Linked DNA regions of Homo sapiens: region 1 is linked to region 2. A link is a loop called in an ENCODE intact Hi-C map of the cell type or tissue named here. Cell type or tissue: testis. All regions are shown on one strand. Region 1 overlaps ARHGEF17 (Rho guanine nucleotide exchange factor 17). Region 2 overlaps RELT (RELT TNF receptor).

Region 1 (2,500 bases), 49 kb before region 2:
GATTGCCGGTGAGGAACCCTGGCAGGCGGTGGTGTGGCTGGCAGGGCGCTGAGGGTCAAGGCCTGGTGGCACTCCGCTTGCAGAAGTGCCTGTAGAAGCTGAGGCTGTCGCCAGTGTTATCCTGGGTCCACAGGCTCAGGAAGGAGAGGTTTTCCCAGCCCTCCTCTTAGGCTTGAGGTGGCCCTGGTGTATGTGTGTGCTGGAAAGTAGAGTCAGTTTTGCACCCCCACTGCCATCCTCTCCCTGCCGCTGGGCCTGCTGGCCCTTGGAGGAGTCATGCTGCGGTGGGAACAGCAGCGTCCCCGTTCTCGCTCAGTGTGTGTACCCCTGCAGGGGAGGGGAGGCGTCTTGGGGCTGTTTCCCTGTCTTTGTGTGTCTCTGGGCCTGGACTCTGTGCCATGCTCCCGGCCCCAGTGGGGGCTGTAATTCTGTCCCCTCCCCGTGCAATGATGTGTCTCTCCACAGCCTCAAGTCTCTGAGCTGGCGGGCCTGGTTCTCAGCTGCGTGACCTGGCTGCGTTTTTTATTTCTGTGTGGGGCGGCTTGCCTTTATGGCGTCTCTGTGTGCGTGTCTGTCTTCACACTGTGCCCGTCAGGGTTTCAGTCTTTGGGTTGTGATGCCCCAGTCATCCCAGGAGTGGCCCCCTCTGTCTTCCTGCTGTATCCCCCAGTGCCCACCTCAGTGCCCGGTGTAGCGAAGGTCTGGGGATGGGGCTGGTGAGGGATGAGGGGTGCTGTGGGGAGGCTGGGTGTGAAGGGCTGTTCTGCCTGGAACAGGTGGGCCTGCTGTTCAGGCTGACAGCTGCGCTGTCTGCCTCCTGCCTCCCCTGTCCACCCCCGCAACCCCCGCACACTACACCCGTGGTGGGCACGTGTAGAGGGCTGCTCGCGCAGTGACAGGGAGCTGGCCTTGTTTTCTGTGTCTTTACCTGACAGCTGAGTGACAGGCCGCTGTGCTCTGCCGCAGGGAGGAGGCTGGGAGAGGCGGGCATTTGCAGCGTCAGCCTCCCCGTGTCACCCCAGCCTCCCGGCATCAGGCACAGCGCCAGCCCTGCCTCTCAGGAAGCCTCCCTGACCATGACCATTGTGGTGCCCGCTGGGCCTGATGGGCCGTTGTGTGGGCGGGGGAGTGTGGCTGAGGGGCCCAGGGCCGCGCCTGGCCTGGCCCTGCTGTCAGGGAGCTCCCCACGCCGTCTCACTGAGGGGGAGAAAGGGTGGACACTGGTGACCTGCTGCGTGTGGACAGAGCTGCTCTGCTCGCTGCCGCCTTTGCCTTCACGGTGATGGGAGGGCGGGGTTATTAGCTCCATTTCATGGAAGAGAATGTGGAAACAGGGCCATTAGGTGACACCACAGTCACACAGCCAGTAAGGGCAGTGCTGGGGACCTGTGGCCCGTGGCTGCCCAGTCAGTCTGGGCGAGAACTCCAGGGGCTGGGGCCCTGAGAGTCATGAGGTGGCTGAAGAGACCCTGGTCCTTGCTTTGCCACTCACAGGCTGTGTGATCTTGGACAAGTCATGTCACCTCTCTGACATGACCCCTCACCTGTGCAGTGGAAATGGCAACACCTGTGTCACAGAGCTGAGTGTGAGGCTGAAGCAAGACCATGTCTGTGGGGTGCTGAGATGTCCCTGGCGTGGGGTAGGGCAGGATTAGGCATCTGGGCCTGTCCTCGGGAGGCCTTCCTGGCCCTCCACGCTCTCCCAAGTCTCCATCCTACAGTGAGCCTTGCTCGCACTGCCTCCTTCTGGAAGCTGCCCTGGTTTTTTAGAGGTCACAAGAGTACCGAGGATAGATGGTCTGCTTGTCTCCAGAGGCTCTGAGGCTCTGGTCTGCTGTTTCCGGAGGCCCTGAGGTACCTTCCCACCCGTCAGAGCCCAGGGCTGGCAATGGTGGGCTGGCAAGGATGGGGAGAGCCAGCCCCCCTTCCTCCCTGCCCCAAGGGGTGTCCTTCACACCCCCACCACTGAGTTCCTAGCATGGGAGCTCACTTTTCTGAGTGTGCTTCATTATAGGACACTGTGGGGACAGGCCTTGCCCCTGAGTCCCTGGTCAGAGGGCAAGGGATCTGAAGTGGGTGTGCCACAAGCAGAGGGGGAGCAGTGGCTGGGTCAGGCAGGACAGGCCTGGGCTCAGGTCCACTAAAACATGAGCCCTGGGCATAGCAGTGACCAGGACAGCCCCACTGGTTGAGTTCCTACCCTGAAGGACTAGAGGTGGAGGCTGGAGGGATGCCACAGACATGGACACCCTGGCATTGCCATCTGCACAGCACTTGCTCGAACCAGTAAGCCTTGATGGCAGGAACCCGAGATACGGTCCACAGATGCTCAGGCCAAGCCGAGACCTGGGAGGGGAGGGGAGAGAGGAGAATAACCCAGAGATCTGGAGCCTAGAGGAGTTAGGGGCCTTGCCCAGGATCACTCTAGGGCTTTAGAGGGGTCAGGAGTGGAGTCTAGGGGTCTAGGGCTTGGAGTGGAGTCTCTGCCAGAGAAGGGAAG
Region 2 (2,500 bases):
GAACGGCACCCGGGCAGGTGGCCCAGAGGAGACAGCCGCCCAGTACGCGGTCATCGCCATCGTCCCTGTCTTCTGCCTCATGGGGCTGTTGGGCATCCTGGTGTGCAACCTCCTCAAGCGGAAGGGCTACCACTGCACGGCGCACAAGGAGGTCGGGCCCGGCCCTGGAGGTGGAGGCAGTGGTGAGGCCCAGCTGGGGTCCAGGTGGGAAGGACGGGGGCACGAGCCCAGCCCCAGCTCCACTTGGGGGCTGCCAGCGGAATCCTGCCTGGCCTCTGGGGTCTGAGAGGGAGAGGCTTGGGAGGTGATAGCTGCAGACTGACAACATGGGAGGAAAGGTAAGGGGACGAAGGTGTGGCCGTGGGGGCAGAGCAGAGGTGGCACAGCTGGTCAAGTGGCTTCAGTGGATCCTACCCTGGGTGAAGCCTTGCCCAGATGTGGGGATCTGGACTCTTTGGAGGCCACAGTTGTGTGTATGGTTCCAGGGTCGGATGGTGGCCTTGGAGTTACTCAAGGTGACCTCTGACCTCTGGCCTGGAGTAGCAGGAGTGCCCTGTGGCAGGAGGGCTGGCAGGGCAGCTGTCCTGTCCTGGGCAGGCACCATAAGGGGCTCGGGTTTTGGTTCCAGGCTGTAGTTTGAGTTACAAGGCCTGGAACCGGAGGGACAGGCATGCGCCACCACCTTCACCCCCAGGGCCCCGGGCCCCTTTCCTTCTTCCCCACACCACTACTCCCCTGCAGGGCAGGGGCCCACTCGCACACACCCTGCCCTGGGCCCATGGGAGCCTGTGGCTACCTCAAGAGTGAAATGGCATCTCCCATGCTAGCACCCTCGGCTGTCTGGGGCTGGCATGGGAGCCAGAGACCCTTCTAAGTCCTGACACTGAAGTCTGGCGGGGGCAGGAAGCGGACAGGAGCAGTAAGCCGGCAGGAGGAAACGTGGTGACTCAGGGCCATTTTGCCTGGGACTGTGCTTGTTTTCCTAGAGACTTCCCTTTAACTGCTGGATGCTGCCTGGGTGCAAGTCCTGGGAGCTCTGTTTGCTGCTGGGCCCAGGGCTGATCATCGTGGCCCATTCTCACACCCTTGAGATTTGGGCCCAAAGCTGACTAGGGGCACTCAGTTAAATTGTTACATAGGGCACAGTAGAGAGGCCATGGAATAGCAGTTTGCTGTAGATTTGGGGAGTTCTGGGTAGGGTGGCAGCCCACAGCTCCTTGAGGCTGAGGAGGAGACAGTGCAGACCCAGAAGACGCTGACGCACCGCCCCCTCGCCCGCCCAATTCAATGACTGGAGTTCACGTGGCCCTGAAGCCTCTATGCACCCGGGCTGTTGGGTGCAGGAAGCACTGGTGTTGAATCATGAAGGTGATATGGGCTTCTCTGAGCCTGGATCCCACATTTGCAGGGCTCTGGGAGGCTTGTCACCTAAATGCACATGCTCAGGGCCCTTAAGAAGGCCAGGGTTGCCCTCTGCTGGCAGATCATGGTTTAGCTCAGGAGTGCGGCTTCCCCCTCTTCCCCAGGATCAGGGCCCTTCTCTTCCCCAGGAATCAACCCTGCCTACCGGACTGAGGATGCCAATGAGGACACCATTGGGGTCCTGGTGCGCTTGATCACAGAGAAGAAAGGTGAGGAGAAGGTCTGACCCCATCCCAGTGCCCAGGAGAGGAGGGTTTCCTCCAGGAGCCTGTGAGGCAGCCGCGGTGGGCAGAGTCTTGCCCTGCTCTGCCTTCCCTGCCAGGGTGCCTCAAGCAGCCTGGTGCTCTCTGACCCAGGAGTGCACACCTCTGCCTCCCATTCTTGCCTGATGAAGTGGGAGGAAAAGGCGCACAGCCCAGGCTGGGAGTGGTGGTATGGAGGGTAGGTGGGGGGTTCTCTGCTGGGGCAGGGGGTGGGAGGTGTGTCCCATATGGCCACAGTGAGGGTCTGACTGCAGCTACCCACAGAGAATGCTGCGGCCCTGGAGGAGCTGCTGAAAGAGTACCACAGCAAACAGCTGGTGCAGACGAGCCACAGGCCTGTGTCCAAGTGAGTGGGCTGGTGGGAGATAACGGGGCCAAAACCTACATTAACCAGCCTGCCTCCTGGGGATCTCCCACTTGGGTCTCCCTCAAGTCACCCTGTTCCCTGCTGGGGTCTCCTGCCCCTGGCCTGGCCTATGGCCACTTCTGCCTGTGCCCCCTGCAGGCTGCCGCCAGCGCCCCCGAACGTGCCACACATCTGCCCGCACCGCCACCATCTCCACACCGTGCAGGGCCTGGCCTCGCTCTCTGGCCCCTGCTGCTCCCGCTGTAGCCAGAAGAAGTGGCCCGAGGTGCTGCTGTCCCCTGAGGCTGTAGCCGCCACTACTCCTGTTCCCAGCCTTCTGCCTAACCCGACCAGGGTTCCCAAGGCCGGGGCCAAGGCAGGGCGTCAGGGCGAGATCACCATCTTGTCTGTGGGCAGGTGAGATGGGCACAGATGCAGCAGGGGCAGGTAAAGACGTGACAGCCTGGGG

What was found. Hi-C counts contacts between places; a loop is a spot of excess contacts. Peaks named below come from ENCODE experiments on the same cell type or tissue, not always from the same donor. Only the 100,000 strongest peaks of a DNase experiment are listed, where the experiment ranks them.
Region 1: it touches region 2 in a loop (2.0-fold over the local background); 84 of 110 quality-filtered maps call a loop at or near these places.

The regions. Positions count from the first base shown.
Region 1 is chr11:73,343,418-73,345,917 of GRCh38, forward strand. The region is part of intron 1 of ARHGEF17 (Rho guanine nucleotide exchange factor 17); the gene reads left to right. Among named protein-coding and RNA genes, the nearest start is that of RELT, 32 kb to the right of the region's middle. In testis, no CTCF peak of the experiment used is centred here; a DNase peak (open chromatin) is centred at 1,044; H3K4me3 peaks cover 146 bases.
Region 2 is chr11:73,392,287-73,394,786 of GRCh38, forward strand. It overlaps RELT (RELT TNF receptor), which reads left to right. Exons shown (of 11, transcript NM_152222.2): 6 at 1-182; 7 at 1,551-1,631; 8 at 1,950-2,031; 9 at 2,191-2,448. Among named protein-coding and RNA genes, the nearest start is that of RELT, 17 kb to the left of the region's middle. In testis, a CTCF peak has its summit at 1,477 (motif pointing left); a DNase peak (open chromatin) is centred at 1,455.